Linked DNA regions of Mus musculus: regions 1 and 3 are each linked to region 2. Evidence: chromatin loops called from intact Hi-C (ENCODE). Cell type or tissue: left cerebral cortex. All regions are shown on one strand.

Region 1 (8,000 bases), 93 kb after region 2:
TTGATCAAAGAAGGGCTAGAAACTGCAATTAGCTGCCCGGATGCTGCCTGTCCCAAACAGGGCCACCTTCAGGAGAATGAGGTACATTCAGGGAGGGAGCACATGGTTTGGTTGTCTGTGTCTGCTTGGCTGTGTCTGGCTTATCAGGATGCTGTGTTCTTCTGCTTGGCCTGATGTTGTATTATGTTCTAGACCTCTCAGTATCACCATCATTACCTGAAGTCTTATTTTTTTTCCCCTTTCAGATTGAGTGTATGGTTGCCGCAGAAATAATGCAGAGATATAAAAAGCTACAATTTGAAAGAGGTAGGTGGCCTGCTGTGTATCCGCCTTTGAATCCTACAACAGAAGGTGGATAACTTTTATGAAGCCTTCTTTTGGGAGAGATGAGTGAACCTGATTTGGTGGGAGTGAAATATTGCACCTCTGGGATAATGTTGGTGTGAAATCCTCTGAGATGCTCAGAGTCTGGTGGCCTGGGTATGTGATCTATTTGGCACCAGGAGGGACCTGGGAGACACTGTGTATATACAGGGATTGGGGCTTCGTGGTGGCTTAAAGAGATCCCTGGTTCACGTTGTTCTTCAGCCAGGCTTGGGTTTATTGGTTTTGGAAACTTTTAGATTTCTCCTGCATTGAAAAAACCCAAAGGCCTGGGAGGAGGTCCCCAAGCTGGGTACTCCTTGCAGGTACCACTGTAGAACACTGAATCTACATTCAACCTGCTCTGTCCCACTGCGCCTTGCAGGCTTAGCTAGCTGTGCTCATGAGTAAATGAGTCTTGGTCCTCAGTGAGTATCACAGGCCTGATATACCAAGGTCCACGGTGCCCTTCCCTATGGCTATTGGGTGACTTCCCTGGTTTCTAAATTCCAGTAGGAGTCTGGCCACACACTCATCTCTGAGGGCCAACTCCTCCCCTTCTGCTGGGCCCTTCACAGACCTTCCTACTAGATGCAGTCTTGGTGAAGACAGAGAAATAGGTGTGTGGAGTGGAATGAGAGGAGGACTAACTTTGATGGTTACATTGCTAAGCTTGAGACATGTTGGATGCCTGGGGAACTTTCCATCTTTGCTCTCTCAGGTGTTCTGCACTCATGAAATGGTATTTGAAAGAACCTACAGAACCCTTTTCCTCCGATTTCAGAGACTTGAGGTCCCCTGCAAAGAGCAGATCAGAGACTGCGATGCAGGTGGCTTCTGCTGCAGAGCCTCTGTGAAGGCATCCAGTAACTGCTCTGATTGACAGTGCAGTGGAAGCTCCTGTGACCATATCCCCTCTCCCTAGACACTGTGAGCCTGTACCAGAGGTCTCCTTCTGAGCCACATCCCAAGGTGATGTGCTTACATGGAAATGCAAAATTCGGAGCAGGATACACCTGTGACAAGGGGCTGTGGACACTCCAGGGTATCAAGCTTAAAAAGAAAATAGGAGAAATGCTAAAGATAATCTCCAATTTTCTTAAAATATAATATACGCACACTTTTATGTATACCTGTATTTTATATGTACATGTGTACATATGGACAACTTCAAAGATCAACCAGGGCAGTGGAGAGAAGGCTCAAAGGTTCAGAACACTTATAGCTGTTTTTCAACAGGACTCTGCTTAGGTTCCCAGCATCCGGGTGGTGGCTTGCAATCATGTATAACTCCAGTGCAAGGTCTGACACCCTTTCTCTGGCCTCTGTGAGCACCACATGCATGAGGGCCATATACATCCATGCAGACAAACATACAAGCTACATACATGCTCATAAAATTAGATGAAATAAAATTCTCAACAGGTCAATAAGGATCTTTAATGGCTTCAGAATTTGCTGTCCATGGTTTGTTTCTTTAGATGGCGCCCATCATTCTCTTTGGGACAGCTTACCGTAAATATACTGTCATGCAGCATTAAAGACAGAATGAGGGGCTGTAAAATTGATTCATTTGGATCTCTGAGAATCTCAGACTCTTTTCAACTCATTTTCAGAGGATCTTAACAGAAACTGGAGGTCATTTAGATCCCAGGGAGATGAACTTTCTGTGACATGAGGTTTAATTCCAAAGTGAAGCTTGGTAGATTTTCCTATCAAATAATTTTAAGCTTTCTTTTCCCTCCCAGTACTTTGGCTGAGTCTAAAAGTTTCTGGCTCTTGAATAAGAAATGAATCACCTTAACTAAGGTTAGAAAAATACTGAAAACTCTCACTAGAAAACATTTCAGCAGCCTTACATCGAGTGATATTTAGAGAGGATTTGGACTTAATACCACAGAAGTGCTGGCCAGATGGCCTTGTGGGACCTAAGACACACCTGTCTGCTCCAGCCAGCACCTTGGACTAACCTAGAGCTGTGATCTCAAAGCCAACTTTGACTTGCTTCATTCCTTCAAAATTTAGTCAGTGGAGGACACCTTAGGAAGAAACTCATTTAGATGATTTTCTAACAGGTAGTTACAGAGAAGTCCTAGAGTTCGTTTTAGCTGCAAAAGGTTCTTTACTTAGGCCCCTGCCACACATACAGCCAGGTGTCTTGACTGACCTCTCCCCTGAAGTCTTTGACCATCTGGAGGCACCGAGGGTTCTTAGTTACTGCTTCTGCTTTCTGGAACCTTCTCTCCCACTCGGCCTATTACTCTGATACCTGGATGAGGAAAGGCTCTGGAGAGATGTCCATGAAGCATTCTCTTGTGCATGCCTGCCCTGCAGTGTCTGTCTGTGTGCCATGGAAGGCTACATGCATTTCTTCCCATGTCTGTCTGGAAGCACGCTGTATCTCAACTACACCATCTTGTTTACTAAAAGAAAACCCTTTTCAGAATGATTAATAAAAGGACCAGGTATGTTTCCATTCCCTACCAAGAGTCCTCAATTTGCTCTGTCTTCCCAGCATGGGTTTACTCACCACCACAGACAAGGACCAGGGCTCTGGGCAGATGGAACAACACGGCAACAGGGAACACATGAGGCTGTGTTGGGTACTAGTCCCTCAGGATACTTTAGCCTACCATCTGTCTTTAAAATGTAAACCACCTTTGTAAACAGTGGTTGGACTCTGCTTCACTGAAGGTCCATAGGAAATCTGTGTTAACCCCAGCCTCCTCAAGAACACCTCTGCATGACTAGTATGCCTCTGGCAGAGTAGAGTTCTGACTTGATGCTTTTGCTTCCCTAGAAGGTATAGTTTGCTACATGTAAACATATCTTATGAACATGCATGCACGTATACAGTAGATATAATCCACTATGTGAGATGTAGCACGGATCATGTGTTATTAATAGACGCTGGCGTCAGGAAAGCTGAGGGACACATCTCTATGTTCTGAGAGAAACACAAGAATGCTGCTTTCTGTGGGCTTTGTTATGGATGCCCCTTGCTTGTGTGCACAGCTGGCAGAACTGAGCAGTGAGAAGGACAATGAGCATATTAATAGATTCCTGCCAGGGGTTGGAGCTGCTGCATAGCCAGGCGTGATGGGCCTCAGCAGAAGGTGGATGCTTGTAGTCCACTTAGAGACAAATCACTTCACCTTGTCTGCTGGGAATCTTTCCGTGGTGATAGGTAGGGTCATATCATTGCCCTGAGTAAAACAGTCATGTTCTTGGAGTTGTTACCATGGAAACCTTCCCTAGGCCTCATTTCCATGCCACAGCAGAGTGGGGCCTTCTGTGATAAAGGAACAAGGTAGACTCACTTACTGTTGTCAAGGGTGATAGCACATGTCAGGAAGTGTGTGAAGAGAACCCTACCCCAACTAATGTCTGGGGCTTCCAGAGCAGAGGGAAAGTCAGCAGGCAAGAGGCAGGACATAAGGACTCCAAGGGTCTGAGACAGAAAGCCTACTCCAGCAAGGTTCACCTACAGAATGAGTAAGCATAAGGCCAGAAGCCTATGGTCATTCACACATTCAGCATGCCAAGTGCCCATGTCTCCCTCTCCCCAGAACATCATTCAGTAGCTATGCAGATGGAGTATGAATATCTGGTGTGGGGCCAGGCTAACTCCCCCAACATGTGTACGTAGAGAGGTGAATTTGAAAGTTGGTGTGTGTGGAAGGGGAAGGGCTGCTAGAAGAGAGAATGCTGGGGGTCCTTGGGCTGTGGGTGCTCGCTGGGGATTTCTCTCAGCACATATCTGAGGGCTGTGAAGTTTCAAGGAGCTTTCAACACCTCAAGCTTCCTGGGCAACACTTCTCCAGTTCTATATGTATTTACATGTTTACTGGCCATAACCTTTCTTCAGATAGCAAACGTTGACACCCAAGTTGGACAGTAGCTACTGTTTGTTTGTTGAGTGTCAGGAGCACCTCAAATGTTTTACAGTATTGTATGAAGTCCAGTCAATGTGGAGTGCAGTTCTCAGTTCTAGAGTGTCACATACATCGTCTCAGGCCCTTGCTGTCATAGCAACAAGATCCCTTTATGCTTTTGATGAACACTTCTTAATAAATAAAGAGTAGTTAGTAACCTTGGGTTAAGAGTCCGCCAGCCATGTCTGGTAGGCCAGCCCATCTCCAGCTCCCAGCTGCTATAATTAAGGTTTCCCCAGAACCTTCATTTGTAGGTTGGTTTGTCTGCTCTTAACCCAGCAGCAAACAAAGCAGATGTCATAGAAAACCAAAAATCACATGGTCTATAACAATGTAAATAATCCCTACCTTGCCCCTTACAGAGCTTGGCCTGCCTTCACACAAGTAGATACGACCATTGCTGATCTCACACCTGACAGGCTTGCTCCTCCAACACTGATCAGAATGGTCCTCTATAATTGGAGCAACATGAAACCCACAGAAAGGCACACACATGTGTATGAGGTCAGGACTCTGCAGTGTGAGGCCCTGTAAGTGAGGGCTTATTTGGCTCAGTTGGAAGTTATACATTCATTCTATAAGTTATATAAGTAGGGAAACCATGGTGGCAGGAACGTGGGGTAGCTGGTCACATTGCATCCTCAGCCAGGAAGCAGAAAGTACTGAATAACTCTTCTTAGCTTGATTGCTCCTTTTTATCCAGTCCAGGGCTCCAGTCTGTGGAATTGTGTTGCCAGAGGCTTGTATCGTAGGTGATCAACTCTCCTCTGTAGTTGACAGTCAATGATGATCATTACAGCCCTCTGCACCCTCAGTCTGCTGGGTGTCCCATTAGGTGGAACGCCTGCCTTTGGACTGGCTGAACTACAACCATGTCAGGCTACCGGGCACAGGACCGGGGGTTTGCAAGCAAGCACGTTCTCTCAGCAAAAGTCACTGCTCCCCAGATTGCTTCTCAAGAACAGCCTGAGTGCAAAGCTGAGGGCAAGCAGCTTGTGCAGGTTTGTGGAGATGGTCCTGTAATTCGATGGCCTGCCATGGTCCCGGCTATTAGCCTCCTGTTTGTGTCTCCTACCACACCTGGTGAAAGTTCAAAGTCCACTAGAGAAGAGGGAAATGGAGATGGCCTGCTGGCTCACTATGGAGGGAGGGCAGCTCAGGACGAATTATAAATGCAGGGTTTGGACCAAGATGTGAAGGAGGGGGAGTGCCACCATATCCTGTTTTTAAACTAAATTCCCTGACCAACCCCATCAAGTCAGGCTTTGCAGTAACTTGGGCTTATTCAGCATAGAAGACAAATTTCTAGTTTTACCCAGTAGTTAGGGGGTCAGGCTTGGCAAGAGAATCTGCCTTGGGTATGTGAACCATCCTAGTAGAAGACTAATTGAGAACAAAATTAGACACCTAGGTCTGGAAATGTCATTGCAAAAACCACGGTTTTGTATGCCTCCCTAAAATGTAGTAAGGCAAGAAGACTAATGCAATACCAACTACCTTCCTTCCTTCCTTCCTTCCTTCCTTCCTTCCTTCCTTCCTTCCTTCCTTCCTTCCTCCCTCCCTCCCTCCCTCCCTCCCTCCCTCATCCCTCCCTCCCTCCCTCCTTCTCTTCCTTCCTTCTTTCTTTCCTTCTTTTCACCATTCAACAACTATTTGCAACTGACTATGTACACCCCTGGCACTGGGTGGTAAAAGAAAAGGTTCTCACCTGACTCCAGGAAATGTGGACTGCTTGTGGTGGGGGAACCAGTGGGCAGGTTGCAGACAAAGATCTGGTAATGTTGACGCTCAGGGGAGCTGGGCTGGGCTAGTATTTCTCCAGAAAGTAATGGAACTGGAGGTTAAGATGGCAGCTGAAGGAGCCCTGGGCACACCAGGTACTAGAGTAAAAAGCTGCAAGGGGTTTGCAAGGAGTTGGATGAACACAGGAGCAGTAAAGGAGCAATTGTCTGGGGGGTGTCTGGCTGGGTCACCTAGATGCCCTGCATTCTGACTGCATGGGCAGGCCCCAGAGGGTCTCCATGCTCACCCTCCCTGGTGCCCATGACATCCTGAATCCATGCTCACCCTCTGCGATGCCCATGGCATCCTGAATCTGATTTTTGCCTTCTGTCTCATTGTGCTAGAGGTGCTCTTTGACCCTTGTCGGACGTGGTGCCCAGCATCCACCTGCCAGGCCGTGTGCCAACTCCAGGACATAGGGCTGCAGACCCCGCAGCTGGTACAGTGCAAAGCCTGTGACATGGAATTCTGCTCTGCTTGCAAAGCCCGCTGGCACCCTGGCCAAGGCTGCCCAGAGACCATGCCCATCACATTCCTTCCCGGAGAGACCAGGTACTGTATAGGAGCCATGTATGGTACAAAGAATGGGCTTGGAGCTGAGGGCTGGGGACTGGGAGTGGGGGCCAGCAGAAGAAGTAGGCTGCCTTCCTGAAAGTATCACTTGAGAACATGTGGCTATAAATACTTTGAACTCAGAAAACACCCTACCTCCTAAAGTAAGACACAAGACCCTGGATATATAAAGATGTCTAAGAACCACCCTCCCTGAGTGAAATGATAGAACCACACTGGACTGCGCACCCAGATTAATTCCTCTGGAACCTGCAAGTTTTCCACAGCTACCCTCTGTTGAAGGTGGTCTGAAATGGGAGTGCAGGAGTAAGACCACTAAGCATAGTAGGCGCTGGGGACAAGCAAGGTCACTAGTACGTCCACAGGTACCTGAAGCCAAGAGCCCCACGTCTTTCTAAAATGCTGAGTCTATTGGAATATGGCAAAAGACTGCTGTATTTCTTTCCTCTTGCTTCTCCTAGTCAGATAGCCCAGCTCTTTTCCCAGGTGGACTTTATGGATGAATTGAATAGAGTGAACCATAACCAACTGGTTATATCAGGGGTATTTCCCCACAATAAAATGTGTGCTATCATGTAGCTCAGCTGGGCAAAGTGGCTGTGGTCCTGGTGATCACACACTCGTGGCTGCTCACCCCCTACCCAAATGGGGTCCTCCCCACCTGGTCCCTGATTTCTTTTGTTTTCCCATCCTCAGGAAGGTACCTCAGCCATGCCCCAGCCACAGATCCTCTGTTGCTCTCCCAGCATAGCACTGTCCTCTCTCCCTTGGTCTCTAGGTCTTCAGGTCCACCATGTTCCTCCTCACCACCCTTTGCATGGGTTCCCTACCCATTCTGTCATCTTTTTCCCCAGGGTAGTATTGGTGACTACATCCTGTGTTTCCCTACTGCAGCTTAGATGCATTGATCACCGTCCAGGACTTACTGTGTTGTAGGTCACATCTTCCCATGACTGACTGATGCTTCTGCTGTTAGGGGATCCTGCATGCTTGACATTTGACCTGGCATACATCAGGCATTTGATACCAGCATTTGATTTAGATGTAGGGTCGTAGAAACTTCTAGACTCTAAGAAGAAACGTACTTGCTTGGCTTGATTAAAAGTGGTCAATAGAGGTTTTTTAGGGAGAGGCGAGCAGAAGCAGATAAGCATCTACCAGGAGAATGGTCCAGTGTTTTGTCTCTAAGTGTAATCCTTAGAAAGTGAGTGAGTGAGTCCTGCCTCTGAACAGGAAGGACAGGAGTGAGGAGCCTTCCTAGTAGGCCTGAGGAGGTTGCCAGCCCATGCATTTTTCTAATTATAAAACTTTACCAGAGCTGGAAATGAGACTGCCTGCCTATCATGC
Region 2 (8,000 bases):
ATTCTGTGCATTATCTACACATATACTATAGAATAAAAGTCCATATGTATCTATGTAAGTGTATCATTTAGAGGTCCAAGATCTAGTGGGTACATTGGAATTGGTACCTGTGATTATAAAGAACAAGACTCCCATGGTCTTCTACAGGCCAGCAAGATACCTTAGAACAGTGCTTCTCAAATTTCTCCTAATGCTGTAACCCTTAAATACACTTCCTCATGTTGTGGTGACTCCAAACCATAAAATTATTTCATCGCTACTTTAAACTGTACTTTTGCTACTGTTATGAATAGATAATAATGTAAACATCTGATATGCAGGATATCTGATACGCCTTCCTTGTGAAGGAGTCTTTTGACACCTTTGCAGGTTGAGAACTGCCACCTAAGAAGCCACTGGTGAGAGTCAGTCTGAGCCCACAGGCCTGAGAATCAGGATGAAGTTGTATGGATAATGGGGGACAGGCAGAGTGATTCTGGAGTCTTAAGATCAAGAGCCAGGAACTCCTACATGGAAGACAGGAGAGAACCCCATGCCAGCAAAGAGCAAACTGCCCTGTGCTCACTTTCTGTTCTCTTTCTGCCTTCGGTGGGTTGGACCATGCTCCTTGGATGGGCATGTCTACTAGTTCCAGCTAGTCTATGGTTCCAGGGTCAGTCTCTCAGCATTTTCAGACACATGGCTTCATGAACATCCCATAGCCCAGGCAAGTTGACACCTGGTTTGTTATAATCGTGTCTGGATGTCTGAGGTTCAGATATGGATGGGGCTGGCTGCTGAGACAGTGAACAAGTAACTGCTCTAGGCTCTCCCAGTCCTCTGGTAGTTTACCCACCTCATCTTTGATATGTATTATTTTACAGAAGGGCCTCCCACCCCAAACTCACAGTGTTACCAACTGTCTTAGTCGGGGTTTCTATTCCTGCACAAACATCATGACCAAGAAGCAAGTTGGGGAGGAAAGGGTTTATTTGGCTTACACTTCCATGCTGCTGTTCATCACCAAAGAAGTCAGGACTGGAACTCAAGCAGGTCAGGAAGCAGGAGCTGATGTAGAGGCCATGGAGGGATGTTCTTTACTGGCTTGCTTCCCCTGGCTTGCTCAGCTTGCTCTCTTATAGAACCCAAGACTACCAGCCCAAAGATGGCACCACCCACAAGGGGCCTTTCCCCCTTGATCACTAATTGAGGAAATGCCTTACAGTTGGATCTCATGGAGGCATTTCCTCAACTGAAGCTCCTTTCTCTGTGATAACTCCAGCTGTGTCAAGTTGACACAAAACTAGCCAGTACACCAACCCTGTACAAGTGTGTACCTGTGCCCTGATTTCCCTGTTTCCCAAGGAGAATAGTCATAATGGATGAGGTCTCTGGGAATTCTGCCTAGATTGCATCTTAACAAATACCACCTGCAATCACCCTCTTTGCAACATGCCCACACTTTGAGCTACTCATAGTTGGATTTTACACAAACTTCTTCAGGCTCGGGGAAGACACAGATCAGTACACCTACCTGAGTGTGGCTAAACAGCTGCAGTGGAGAAACTGACAATTTACTTGTACCACATTGAATGTCCTCCATTTTGACATTTGGACATTGGTAGACTTTCTTGAGATCTCAAAACAGAAAAAGAGGAAGTCTCTGGTGTAGAAGATGTGGGTGTGGGCAGGAACCCCACCCAGATGGATGGCCTGAGAGTTTTGGTAACCTTCTTCCTTCCTGAGGTTGTGCCCTGGTAGGCTGCTTGTCTCACCTGAGACAGTGCACACTGCAGAAAGTGCCCTTGTTTTCGAGTGACTTCCAGAATGAGATTAATAGGCAGAGACGGGCCACGTGTGGAAGGTTATATCCCATGTCTCCAGAAACACTAAGTCCCTCAGGATCCTGGGTTTCCCTAAAGAGAAGCTTAAAGAGGAAAGACACTCGACTTTGCACTCTTCTCTAGAAACAGAGAATTGGATTTAAATAAAAATTACAACATTACGCTGAGGCAGGAGACTCATGAATTTGAGAGAAGCCTGGGCTAGATTTTGAGTTCCAGTGCATCCTGGCTACAGAGTTAGACTGTCCCTAATGGGGCAGGGGGAACAAAACCAACCAACCAACCAAAAAAACAAAAAAACCCGAAAGGATGTGCATCCTAGACTTAGAGTGTGCAAGTGGGAGTTTAAACAAGTTGCACTATTTTTCTTCTTCTTTTCTTTAACTGTAAGTCACAATTTTAAGTTTCCTTTAATTTTATCAGGGAGAAAATTTCCCAGTGGCTTTGCCTCGTTTCAGTGTCTAGAGCATTTACATGGGTACCAGGACTCGGGCCCACTTTCCCTGGGCCCGCACTTCCCACTGTGGCTGATCATAAGATACATGCCCAGTGAGACAGTGAACCGTACATCCTCAGCACAATAAGGTCCTTCCTAACAGTAAGGTCTTTCAAACAGGCTTGAAGTGACCACCTTGCAGGGGGATAGTCAGTCTTCTTCAGGCAAGAGCTGGACTGAGGAGCCCGGTCAGGGTGGAATGGCTTTGAGAGCCAGGCAGCTTTCTGGAGAGAATGGCATTAGCTGTTGAGAGGCTCAGAGGAGTCAGCTTCATTCATTATTGAGCACTTATTACTCTCCGGCTCTGTGTGGGATCTCACAGAAAGACATCCTGAAGAGCGGTGATCTAAGCTCCAGAGTAAATACCCAACACCGGGAGCATGGTAAGTACCATAATCCACATAAAAACAAGGTAAATAGATCCTGGGTACGGGTGGAGGGTGGAAAGCAACGGCAGATTCGACAGGCTTCATAGATAAACCTGGAAGTGCGCTCGCTGTGTGGTCTGCTGCAAATCTGGATTTCAGTGCCTGTGTAGTGGACTCAGACCATCTCCCCAGGAATAGTTACATAGCATTAGCCAGCCCGTCAGGTCACTGGTGTGACGATGCACAGGTTAGCACGTAAGGTCTGGGAGGTGTCATCTATGCATTTTGATGGGGGTGGATTTTTCACCTACCCACAGAGATTCATAGGCAGTGTGTTACCAGTCCTTTGTGTCATGGACAACACGGGAAGCCTCAGTCAAGCTGCAAGTCTTCCACTTGCTGTGAGCTTCCAGCCCCCCTCCCCCAGCAGACTCTCAATCCTTCATTCATAACTTTGCTCCCCAACCAGGCCTGGGGAGGTGTGAAAACATTTCTCTCAGAGCTCAGGCCTTCAGGCAAAACTATTTCTATCTTTCAGTGAGAGGCCGAAGCAACAAAGTGCTGTTGTTAGGATTCTTCACACTGTGTGCTTTCTTGAACAAAGGCATTTATACAGAGTCTGATGCAAGCCAAAGCTCTAGGAGGCCACGTGTGTCCTTGTTTTGTTTTGGCTTTTGCCTATTGGACATAGGCTCTCACTTATCTAGTCCAGGCTGGCCTTGACTTTGCAATCCTCCTAGCTCAGCCCTCAGAATGCTAGGCTTATTTGTGTGAGGCACGGTATCTATCAAGTGTGTGTCTTTGAAGATTTGAAACATTCAGCCCAGTAACTGGTGATGGTATCGGATGAGGGGCTGGGGAGACAGCTTGGTCACTACAGTGCTTGCCATGCAGGCCTGAGGACCTGAGTTTAATAACCAGCATCCATGTAAGAATACAGATGTGGTGCATGCTCAGCATCCTAGCACTGGATAATGGGGGTTGGGGTAGAGGCAGAAGGTCTCCTGGAACTTGCTGGCCAACAGGTCTGCATGAATTAAAGGGGTTTAGGTTCAGAATATACAGTAGAGAAAAAGAGGTGAACACCCCAGCATTGACTTTTGGCTTGCACTCACATACACATGTATAAACACAAATATGCACCTGGGAATGTAGCAGCAGACGGTAGATGGTACAGAGCTTTTAATCCTGTTTTAATTCTCTAGGGGAAAACTAGAGAAGTTGAGTTAGCAAATGGAGGCTCTCCAGTCCCCCAGCCAAAGAACGCAGTCCACAGCTGTTTGGACCCAAAGTGCTTGAGCAGAACATCTTAGGAGAGAGAGAGAGAGAGAGAGAGAGAGAGAGAGAGAGAGAGAGAGAGAGAGAGAGAGAGAGAGAGAGAGAGAACGCACACAAGTGTGGTGTGTGTGTGTATGTGTGTGTGTGTGTGTGTCTTGGATCCCCCCAAGGGCCTTCCCTAGTTAACTCCCACCTCCTGACATTCCCAGAGCCTCTCAGAAATATCTTTACCAGATGCAGACCAAGCGTTCAGAACACATGCCTGTGGGAACATTTCATTCTAGCCTTAATACATACTCAAAAGGTTCACCCATTTTTGCACGTTTGACATGAACTTCCAGGACCTACCAGAGGGATTGCAAGATAATAACTTATGGGAATTCCCATCCACTGGTGGATCTTAGGCTCTAAGGGAAAGAAACGAAATGCTTTGGCTTGTGCTTCATATATATGCACAGAGCCTCAGCCTCAGGTCCAAGCAGGTTGAGGACTCTTCTCATTCATTTGCATTATCAGAAGTTAGGGTGAAAAGATGATTCTTTCATAGTATTCATGGTAAACTACTCACAGGCAGGATAGCTGTCGGGCAGGTTCTGGCAAGTCCAGAGACTTGCTGTAATTTGCATAGACAGACTACTCTAGAGGGTCCCAGATACTTCACTGAGTGAGATTTCCAGCTTCTGACTGGTAGGGTCGGGATTTTTCACTCGTTTCTTTCTAGCTGTTGGCACTCGTTCTTCTAGTATTGAAAACAGGGGTCCAACTTCAGGAGGACTCATTGCCCCCTTGTCCCGCCACCCCCACCCCCCAACTGATCTGGGCCCTCCCTTTGGCATTGCTGGGGGCTGCTCGCCTGGTCCTGGTGCATGGACATTAAGGCACCTCTGAACGGCAGGGGGCGCTGGCGTGCAAACTGGCTCTGCCTCCCGCGCCCGCGCTTAGTGCGCGCTCGCGCCCCGTCGACCCCGCGCGCAGTTCTCAGGGCGCAGGGCGGGGAGGCATAAAGGGCGCTGCGCTGCGGGGCGGGCTGCACGCGGGAGGCTGACGGGGCAGCGGCACCCGCGAGCCGGCACCGGGCGGGGCCATCACAGCCACGCGCAAAGAGGCCGAGCGGGAGCCCGGACCGCGCGGGACCAGGTGGGTGACGCGCGCGTCCCCTTTGTGTCGGCATCGCCCGAGCGGGCCGCGCGGGATAAGGCTGTGCGGGGCTGGTTTCGGCCCCCTAACCCGTGCTGCCGGGCGGGGACCCCGCGGGCTCCGGGGCGGCGATGGGGACTATGCTCCGGGATTCCGCTGGGTGACGGCCGCGTCCTCCTGGCCGCTTGCACTTGGGGATCGCGCGCCACGGAGAAGTCTCCAGCCGCAGGCGCGGGGTGTGCTTTGCTGGAGTGGCCCGGGTGGGCGGCCGTCTGCAGGCCTTGGGTGGACTCCCGCCGTGACCTGGACATGGGCAGAGCGAGGGCGTGGGGAAGGTCGGGTCCGTTCTGGCCAGTGGCAGTCGCGAGTACCCCGCAGTGCTTAGCCGCGCCTGGCCGTGGGCATGGTCCTCTGCTAGCCTCTGGCCCAGGAGTCTCCGTGTCCCTTGTACCCCTCTTGCCCAAGGAAGTCCCCTCAGGACTCTCGTATCCCGTGCTCCGCATTGCTCCCGGTTTTCTACACCATCCGTGGAGCTCAGAGATTGTATCGCTCCTCCTGCTAAAACTGAAGGCTTCCTGGCCGCCGCCGTTGCGCGGGAAGAGGCGACTTCTTCACCCTAGGCGGGTCTCTGGTGGTCGCACTTAAAGTTTGCTCTAGTTCTTGTTTTGGTCTCTTTTTTTCAGAGAATACTTTAAAGTATACTTATTTTGAACAGTCCTACAGCCTGCTTGGTACAGGGTCAAAGGCCAAGTAACAAGGAGAGCTAGACAAGGCTCTGGGAAACCTTCCCAGGGTTCCTGTGTCCTAGGATTAGAAGGACAGTCCAATCTTGCTTAGGACAGTTCTAGGAAGGAAGGGCCTTCCAGGCGTGGTGTCTGGGAGACAGGTCCTTCTCAATGACCCCGGCCAGGGTAGTAGTTTAGACGGCTAAGAGACGCACATAAACACAGTAGCAGACAGAAGGAAAGGTGGTCAGTGTGCCCTCCGATGAGAGAGCAGAGACAGGGGCCTTTCTAAAGGAGGGATGTGGAATCAGATGACCAGTGGGGCGTAGCCAGGGTGGGGGAAAAAGCACCAGCAAAGGAATGCAGAGTGTGAAGAACCGTTCCCACGGGGTTGCCTCCTTGGCTCCCAAAGAGCCAAAGTTTCGCTCCTCTTCAGCCATACCATTGGTCTGGACTACTTTTTCCAGTGTCTTCCACAGTTTTGCTCTTATTACATTTTAAAGACTGCTAGGGAAGTATATCTGGAGGGGGTTTTGAATTGCAGGTGGAGACTCTGGACTTGGCCTCTGTTGAGTGGGACTCATGGGTGGTCTTGCAGGAGGACTACAAACAGTAAGTACTTCATGCTTCAGGGTGGCTATAGCAGTGTTAAAGGGCCAGGTGCCCCCGGTCGGGTTTTAAGTCAGACACCACCCTTTGCCATACACACCCATTTTACTTTCCAGGGGTCCAACTGACCCTTCTGGGAAAATGGGTGCATCTAATTCAGCATTTTCTGGACCCAGCACAATTTGAATTCTGGAGTTAACATTTTGATATATACACTCCTCTTTAGTTTTTTTCCAAGTGAGTTTTTGTAGGCTCCCTAGCCCAGGCTGGCCTGGAACTAACTCCCTAGGGAGCTGAACATGACCTTAAATTTCTGCAGTTTGCGCCAATGGAGTATTGGAGTGAATGGGACGGACCGCTATAATCAGTTTATGTATAATTGAGGTTTGAACACAGGGCTTTGTGTATATGAATGCTAGGCGAATACTCTCCTGTGCTTCATCTCCAGCCCCTGGACTTCATTTTTCTAAAGATGTTCTAAGTTCTCACGTCAATGCCTCTCACCCCCGTCAAGGGGGAATTACTGAAAGATAAATTCCTGAAAGAAAACACGGGTGAAAAGGAGAGTCCACAGGCCACCAGCCAGCGGAAGCTCTGGACAGTTGCATGTTAGTACTTTACAAGTGTCTTTTAAAACTCCGCTTGCAAGCTTACAGTGCCTGTTTCCAAACTGTTCCTAGACTACGTGGCTTCTCCTGGGGCCTTATTGTGGCTTGAGACTTGGAAAAGATACCACACACTGTTTTCCCAGTGCTGCCCATGTTCAGAGCTAATGCGCTGTCCTGCTTGCAGCCGTAGGGCCCCAAGCCAGGAGCCACGTTGCCTGACTGAGAATGCTGTTTTTTCCACTGTGGTTCCTAACTTGGCCTTGCTGCCTCCTTTTGTTCAAACATCTCCTAGAGGCCTCTTTCTATAGTGGCAAAGAGGGAGAGAGAGAGAGAGAGAGCTGCTGGAGCCTGTCCTGAGCCACCGAGAGGCATGGCTATAGGTGGGTCCTCAGCCCTCCTGTATGACCATGAGGACACTGTAGCTGAAGAGAAGCAATCAGGTGCCCAGACCACATGGTGGATCTGTCCTGAGTATCAGTGACCCTTTCCCTTTTTGCTTCTTGGAATAAGTCAGGGGTGTGAATGCTCTCCTGAGAGCCCATGATCTTTAGCTGACTGGGAGAATGTCTATTTGACTTAGCAGTAGCCCTACCCACGTGGGATGTTCCCATATTGAGACTGTGTGGAGTGGACTCGTCTTTGGAAGGTGGATTGCTGTACTTCTCCTGGGTCTTTGTGGAAGGTGCCTTTCATTCTTTCTAGCCTGGATAAGTTATTTGAGACTAGCCTTCTTTTCTTGGGAGGGTTTCCCAATCGCCGATACACATGGATACTTCTTCTTAATTAGCTGGAGAAATTAATTGAAGCCCTGTTCACACGTCTGCGGGGCATTTGTTCCCAGCCGGGATCCCACCCAGCTGTCTGACCTTGGCAAGCATCTGCTTGCCTGGATGCCTGCAGTTCCCCGGGGATGGCTGTAAAGCATTGGCCCAGATGTTCTCCTAGGTCCAGGAGCA
Region 3 (8,000 bases), 70 kb after region 2:
GCAGCAGCAATAGTGTAATGTTTTGGAAGTCTCTTGGGCTACTCTTACCAACAACTCAAGAAGGCTTCTCATGCCTGGTGTTGGTGGTTTAATGATTTGTGCTCTTGGAGGGAACATAATCATCAAGGATCAGTAATTTTAATTTAAACTATGTGTAAATATTTATATACACACGTGTTATAGGGTTTTTTTAAGGTAAACAGTGAACTGTTATGATTCTTTATGACATTTTCAGACATTCTACTGGTATTTTACATTCCTCCCATCTTCTGTATTTCTCTCCCTCTCCCCTCTCTAATTATGGCTTCCTGTATTTTCCTTACATTTGGTTTGTTGAGTATAATTTTTTTAGGCTGTTCATTTGGTGGTATTTCTTTTTCCTTCAATTATTTTGTAGATAGTTTTGCTGGGTACATTAGTCTAGGCTGGGTGTCATAGTATTTTAGGACTTGAAAGGTATTTTTTGGCTTTATAGAGAAATCACCTGTTACTGTGATGGGTTTTTCTTTATATGGTACTTGTATTTTTTTCTCTTGTAGCTTTCAATACTGTACTGACTAGTTTACGTCAATTTGACACAAGCTAGAGTCATTAGTGAAAAGGGAGCCTCAATTAAACATGTCTTCATAAGACCACACTACAGGCAAACCTGTAGAACATTTTCTTAATTAGTGATTGATATGGGAGAGCCCAGCCCATTGTGGGTGGTGCTATCCCTGGGCTGGTGGTCCTGGTTCTATAAGAAAGTAGTCTGAGCAAGCCAGGGGGAACAAGCCAGTTGCAGCACCTTTCCATGGCCTCTGCATCGGCTCTTTCTTCCAAGTTCCTGTCCTGTTTGAGTTTCTGTCCTGACTTTCTTTGATGATGAAAGGTGCTGGGGAAGTATAAGCCAAATAAATCATTTCCTCCCCAAGTTGTGTTTGGTCATGGTGTTTCATCAGAGCAACAACAACTCTAACTAGGACAAATATACTTTCTTCCATTCTGTATAAAAAAGTGTTTTAAGTGATATATCATGGGGATTTTCTTCTCTGGTGTTATCTGTTTGGTGTTCTGTGTCCTTTTTGTATCTGTATGGCTGTCTGTGTCTTCCCTTAGTCTAGGAAAGTTTTCTTCTGTGATCTTTTTGAAGATCTGGTCTATGCCATTGACTGAAGATTTTTCTCCCTCATGTCTGTCTCTCTCTCGCTCTATCTCTCTCTCTCTAATTTTATATATTCAATGTTTCTTTCTTCTTACTGAATTCCATTCTCAAGACGTCTTTGTCCTATTTATTTTTTAGCTTTATGGATTTTTTCTGGGGATGTGGTGCATGTGATTGGAGAGAACGTAGATGTTATTTTTCCTTAATTTTATTGAGTTTGTGTCTTTAACCTCCTTGAATTCTTTGATGAGATTTATTATTGTACTTTTAAAATTGTGTATCCTGAGGTTTATCTAGATAATTTTCACTGGCTGGGGACACGCTATAGTGATCCACTCTTTCCAGCCATGTGCCACCATCTCCAATTGGTCTGTTTACATTTTGAATATACAAGTGGATCAGAATTTCCATGGTTTAATCTGCCCTGAAATCACTCTCATAGATGCATTCAGAGGTGTGTTTTCCTAATCTGTGAGTTTCTCAATCTTTGGATCTGAAGCAAGATCAGCCACTCTGAAACTTCTTCAAGATGGTCTGCTGGAGCCTCAGGTTGATATTGAACATTTCCCCAAAGATGGTCTCAGCAGAATTTCTCCTATGTGTGTCTGTGACTTTGTTTTTGGTTGTTTGTTTGATTGTTTTCACCTGTGGGCAGCAAGAGCTCTGGAAACAATTTGGACAACCATGTGGACATTTCTTTCTGTGGTGCTGATGATGTAATTGTGAATCTCTGAGCACTCAAGTGGAGGGGAAGTATGGGGTGAAAAGCTGTGAAGCCACCCTGCCTACGGTTCTGTGTCTGTGTATCAGTCTATACCCCATCCAGCCCCCTACACATCTCAGTGTTCAGTCATGACTGCTGTTCCTGTCCTAGAGTTCCTAATGCCTGGCCTGCACTCTCATCTGGACAGGTGTGTATTAAAGGTGTGAACCCCTAAAGCTTCTGTGAAGCTCCCTGACACCTGCTGATCTTTGAGTGAGTGGTCTCTGTCCAACCCCCCCGCCCCCCCCCAGCCATGTTACAAGATAGACAAGTAGTAGGCTCCCTCTTTGTCCTTTGCTCCGCTGTCTGCCTGGTCCTCCTATGGCAACATCTTAATTTAGGAATGGCCTTTATGGTGCAAAGCCATATTGCTGAGCTGTCTTCCTATAGAAAGGAATTCATGACCCAATTGATCCCCAACATAGGGCCTTCTTAGATTTATCATATATTACTTATTTAGCATGTCAAACCCTTAATGAATGAGGTCATTATGAATTCACTGGGATGTCTGTAAACTTTCTTTAGGTATTTTTTAGAATTTAGTAGTATCTTGGGAAAACCTTAGCTTAAAATGTCATCCTTTTCTTTTGAGCCTACATTTCCTGGGGGTGAGGAGGCTTTTAAAAATAAAATTCACTGGTGAGACTTAGGTTGGGATTTGTAGGTTTGGATTTAGAGGTAGGAAAAGGTCACAGGTAGACCAGAGAGTGCCTCAACACGCACGCGCACACACACACAAACACACACACACACACACACACACACACACACACACACACACATGAACATGTACAAACATACACAGAGCTCCTCTGGTGACATACTGGCTCTTTATGGTCAACAAGCTTATGCATTCCTCACTAAAACTTTTACTTTGATCAGACTTCCTTTATTTTTACCCAGAATTCCACCTTACCTTCCAAGATCAGTGTCATACATATTTGGATGATTTCAAGAAAATTTGAATCCTGGCAATCTTGAGGATCGTTGTCCAGCATTCTTTAGGACATTCCTGAATCACTATTTGCCTGCTATTCTTCCCACCATAAGACTGGGTGTTGCAGGTTTATGGAGTAGACCACAGCCTGAAGTGTCAATCTCACCCAGCCTAGTCAAGGGTGCACACTGTCACCCGGCCTGACTACTGTGACACCCACAGTGTGCCTCCACCAGACACAGTGTGACATCACCCTGGCAGCCTCCTCTCTCTGCACCTGGACAGACAGTCCCTGTGTGCAGCCCACCCTAGAGTCTGAGTTGGGCTCCATCTCCCCGGGGGAAGTAGCTACAGAGGCCAGCAGAACTTTCTCACACAAGATATGTGTCTTTTCTCTTTTTTATTTTGAGACAGAGTTTCCCTGTGTAGCCAAGCCTATTCTGGAAGTCACTGCCCTCCTGACTCTGCTTCCAGAACACTGGCATTGCTGGTGCAAACTCTTGTGACTAGCTTGAAATTTGTGTCAAGTTCCAGTCAGTTACTTAACTGTTCAATCTCTTTTGTTTTTTTGTTTTGTTTCTTGATGGGCGCAAGGGCAGTGCTTTTGTATTTGGGGGTCACAGTGCATACCCTGCTCAGGGTATTCAGATCGTGGCACAATCTCTCAACTTGTGGGTGTCTTTGCACACTGCCAATGAGAGTGGATTGCTTTGAGCATATCCTTGCTCTGTGGGATGTGGGGTTTTCCGTGCTCCTCAAGAACCCTAATTGACCCTGCTAGAATCAGCCATTTGTCTTGTGCGTTCTGGTTCCTTAAACTGGAGCACTTTATTGGACTGATGATCTGGGCATGGCATGCATTCTATGCAGAGTCCATGCCTTCTGCGTCCTCGCAGCTGACGTGCAAGGAAGGCGCATGTGCACACATACTAACCAGTGTGTGTACCAGCACACTGCTGAGCTGTGTTTTCCATCTGCATCTATAGTATTCTAAGCATGGGTTCCTACTTAAACCTCCAGTGCTATTCTCTTATCCCAGGAGTTCTAGTGTCTTTGCCTCAATTAGATTAGCTTCAGCCTCCTACCCACAGGGATGCCTTGAAGTCAGTGCAGAGAAAGTATTGCTATTTATGTTAAGCATGGAAAAGTGATGACTGAGAAGGATTATCAGGTGTCTTGAGTAGCCACAGGCTTGTGGGCTCACATGCAGCGGCCACAGGGGACTATGGGGTATCCTGATATTATCCTGATCTGTCATTCCCCATCCCATTCCCTTGAGTCAGAGTCTCTTACTGAAGCAAGAGTTCCTCATTTTATGACCAGGATGGTTACCAGGGAAGCTAAGTTTCCATTTTGGGGTTCTTAGCCTCATTAATAAGATAAATTAGTAATGGACTCAAGAGGAAGCAAAGGACAATGTTATTAGACTTTAAGAAAAGATTCTGGGAAAAGAGACTGAGAGAAAGTATTGCTATTTATGTTAAGCATGGAAAAGAATCATCTTATTAAGGAAAAAAGAAACATGTCAGGTGGTGGTGGCACACACCTTTAATCCCAGCTCTTAGGATGCAGAAGGGTGGATCTCTGAACTCCAGACCAGCCTGGTCTACAGAGCTAGCTCCACGACAGACAGGACTACACAGAGAAACTGTCTAGAAACCAAACAAAACACAAAGAAAGAAAAAAGCACCCCTAAGAATGGGTTTCCCTAGTGAGCAAAGAAAAGTATCCCCTAAGTATCCAGCCTGGTGGCAGTATATTGTCTTTTGTACTCCTCCCCCACCCTTAGTAGGTCAGGCATGCTCTGTTCTTTAGAAGATGCCACTAAAAGGAAGGGCTTCTGCTCTGCAAGCTGGCTTCTTTCACACATTAGAATTTATGTAGCTGTTTTAGTTCCTGCTTTTCTAACAGAGGCTGGCTGTAAGCCCCAGTGTACCCCCAGCATCAATGCTGGGGTTACAGGTGAACACAGCCTTTTACATAGGTGTTGGGGATTCCATTCCCGAATCCTCACACACATGCTCTTACCCACTGAGCCATCTCCACAGCTCCCATTGTCTCTTCTATCTTTGATTATTATAATTATGGACTACCTGCCCATGGATGTCTAGAAGGATGGATCACAACACTGACCATTGCGTAATCTCACTTGAAGGTAAGGAGAAAAAACTGACAGGTATAATAGACTTCAGAATGGTTGAAAATTCCTCTGCATAATTTAGCTCCGTACCTGGAATCTTGAACCTTTGAGGACCTTGAGTCATGTGGATATGAGTGGGGACTCCAGCATGAAAGGACGCTAACTAGTGTGTAGGCACTGCCTTCTGTGGCTGCATTCCTGAGTTTCTGGTTTAGTAGGTCTGGGTGGGTTGGAAATTGCAAACTAACAGGTTATATTCGTTACCTGTCTTGTTTTTGTTTTTTGTTTTGTTTTGTTTTGTTTTGTTTTGTTTTGTTTTTCGAGACAGGGTTTATCTGTATAGCCCTGGCTGTCCTGGAACTAACTCACTTTGTAGACCAGGCTGACCTCGAACTCAGAAATCCACCTGCTTCTGCCTCCCAAGTGCTGGGATTAAAGGCGTGTGCCACCATGCCCGGCGAGACCTGTCTTGTTTTAACAAAATACCTGACAAAAGCCATTTAAAGAAGAAAGTGTGTCTTTTGGTTCACAGTTTGAGGATGCAACCTTTGATGGTGGTGAAGGCATGGCAAAGGAACCTGAGTCATATTGCATCCACAGTCGGGGAAGCAGGGTGGATGCTGATACTCTGTCCTTTATATCAAGTCCAGAACCAGAGTTCATGGAGTGGTGCTGCTCACAGTTAAGATCTTCCTACCCTATTAACCTAAATTAGTTAATCACTCACAGCCTGCCCAGAGCATGTCTATTAGGGATTGTAGCTCCTGTCAGATGGATCTAACAGGTTATCCAGGACTGTGTCTGCTGCTGCTGCAGTTCCAGAGAGTAAGAGGAAGCGATGGGCCACACAACTGAGAAAAGAGGAGATAGCCAACGACTTTGAGATTTCAGAGGGATTCCATAGATCACTGGGCACAGAAGCTCAGCACAAGAAACTGGAGTTTAGAGAAGAAAGGAGGATGGCAAAGGAGCTTGATTGGGAAGAAACATAGGTAGGACTCTGGAGAGCAGGGGCTTGTTAGAGTTAACTTGGTCATGAGTTGAGGGAAGACAATGATGTCCTTCCCCTCCCTTCCCTAGCTTTGTATTGAAGATGTTTGGGGGGAAGAGCATTGAGATGAGATGATTCTGGCAGATAACCCTGCCAGCTTCCTATTCATGTGCTAAATGTCTTCAATGGTTAGACATTTTCTCTCCTTCAACTTTTTCTTGTCCTTGACTTCAATCCTCTCCTACGAGTGTATAACCCTCTGTGTATCTTCAGTTGGGCTTAATAAATATCTTGCCCCACAAACATTTTGAATTGCTTGACTCATGATTATAGTTGACCAGACGCCCTTAAAATAGTTGGTTGTTTCCCAGGACTTGACATTCACATTAGGAAAACAAAGACCTTTTTTTTTTTTAATAGTGCATTGTGAGTCCCTTAGCAAATCCCTATTGTAAGTCTGCAGCTGTACAGTGCTTGCAGAACCATATTTAGGCCATCCTGTGTGTGTGTGTGTGTGTGTGTGTGTGAGAGAGAGAGAGAGAGAGAGAGAGAGAGAGAGAGAGAGAGAGAGAGAGAGAAGGCCCTGGTGGACTCTCACACAATATAGACATTTTTCTTCCATGTCTTGTTGTTGTTGTCATTGTTGGAAGCATAGTTTTGGCCATAGTTAAAACACTATGTACTTCATAAGAAACAGAATACAGAAGTGGCAAATGAAATGCGAATCTGTCCTGCTTTTGAAGTTGCTTGTGGTGAAGGGCAGGTGCAGAGTGGGGACAGAGGTAAGGGCAGGGGCTGACTCATTGTCTAGGGGGTCAAGCGGAAAGCATGGAAGGGGAGAAAGGAAGCCATACAGGTCAAATCCTCCAGCTGCTCCAAGGGAGACTGTAAACAGGAAGGGGAGTGGGGTGCTGAAGTTGGGGGGAGACAAGTCTTGGGAATGAGTAAGATGGGACAGAGCAGTGGCCTGAGACAGAGGCTGTTGAGGAAGCAGGAAATTGCTCTTGCACAGGCCAGAGCCTATGGAGAGTGTTTGAGGACTCAGGACTGTGTGGATTCAGTTAAGCCCGACTTTTCTGCACTGTGTAACCCACTATAGGCTGCTGTCCCATCTTTGGCCATCTTGAACAGCTCATAACCAAACAAGGTTTTGGTGTCTACATCTTACAAAAGTCCCCGCTGTTGTACTGGATGTTCTGGAAGTTGCTTTGGGCCTATCTCTGCCCTGCAGATGTCTTTTCTTCCCCTTGCAGCCTTAATGGGGTTGTTTAGCAAGTTCTCTCACCTGACAGGTTTTAATGACTCTTGCTTACCAAGCTGGCATCATCTGCCTTCAACCTCTGCAATTCAGCATGTGCAGTGACTGTCCATGGGTTTTACAGAGAGAAACAGTTGATGGTTCCCTTGGCCTTCCAACATTACCTAACTATGTGGCAGATTATTGAAACCAGCCCCATTGGATCCCTTCCTCCTATCCCTGGCACAGTGCCCTGCAAACTACCGACCCCGTGTCTGTATGACATCATCAGCAACAACTGTTCCCCATATTCTACCCTCCAGGATCAAGAAATCACTTAGCAGAGACAGCTCCCTGGGGACGTTTCCAATCTTGAGTTTGAAGCCCTATCAGCCTTCGGCTTGACTGAGTGTCTTTAGGCTTGTGAACCCTTTAGGACTAGTAACCATTTTCAACCGAAATATAGTCACTTTGTAGAGTGTAATGTATATATTTGACAAAAATTAGAGATATAAACAGGAAAAGATGCATAGAACTATCAACCAACCAGCCAACCAGCAAACCATGGCCTTGTTCTTAGGACCTTAAAAACCCATGTTGGGGTTCATTGTCATTTGGATAATAAATTTGGAGTTATATGGATATGCCCTGTATGAGCACACAGGAGCAAGTTGTTTCACCTGACATGTGTTAATGACTCTTGCTTACCAAGCTAGCATTATCTCTCTTGTCACTCTGCAATTCCTCATGTGCAGGGACTGTACAGGGTAGCAGAATGCTAGTGTCCC

What was found. A loop is a pair of places that touch in the nucleus more often than their neighbours do. Peaks named below come from ENCODE experiments on the same cell type or tissue, not always from the same donor. Only the 100,000 strongest peaks of a DNase experiment are listed, where the experiment ranks them.
Region 1: it touches region 2 in a loop (4-fold over the local background); 17 of 42 quality-filtered maps call a loop at or near these places.
Region 3: it touches region 2 in a loop (2.9-fold over the local background); 10 of 42 quality-filtered maps call a loop at or near these places.

Annotation. Positions count from the first base shown.
Region 1 is chr12:26,319,584-26,327,583 of GRCm38, reverse strand. Rnf144a (ring finger protein 144A) reads left to right here. Exons shown (of 10, transcript NM_001081977.2): 5 at 1-81; 6 at 246-306; 7 at 6,425-6,632. Among named protein-coding and RNA genes, the nearest start is that of 4930549C15Rik, 23 kb to the left of the region's middle. In left cerebral cortex, no CTCF peak of the experiment used is centred here; DNase peaks (open chromatin) are centred at 3,450 and 3,675; H3K27ac peaks cover 674 bases.
Region 2 is chr12:26,412,203-26,420,202 of GRCm38, reverse strand. It overlaps Rnf144a (ring finger protein 144A), which reads left to right and starts at 4,941. Exons shown (of 10, transcript NM_001081977.2): 1 at 4,941-5,102. Mir6538 (microRNA 6538) reads left to right here and starts at 5,193; the gene lies at 5,193-5,302. In left cerebral cortex, CTCF peaks have their summits at 4,669 and 4,874 (motif pointing right); DNase peaks (open chromatin) are centred at 5,606, 6,032, 7,159, 7,628 and 3 more places; H3K4me3 peaks cover 3,045 bases; H3K27ac peaks cover 2,553 bases.
Region 3 is chr12:26,341,734-26,349,733 of GRCm38, reverse strand. The region is part of intron 3 of Rnf144a (ring finger protein 144A); the gene reads left to right. 4930549C15Rik (RIKEN cDNA 4930549C15 gene) reads right to left here and starts at 3,024. Exons shown (of 5, transcript NR_130981.1): 1 at 2,824-3,024. In left cerebral cortex, no CTCF peak of the experiment used is centred here; a DNase peak (open chromatin) is centred at 4,683.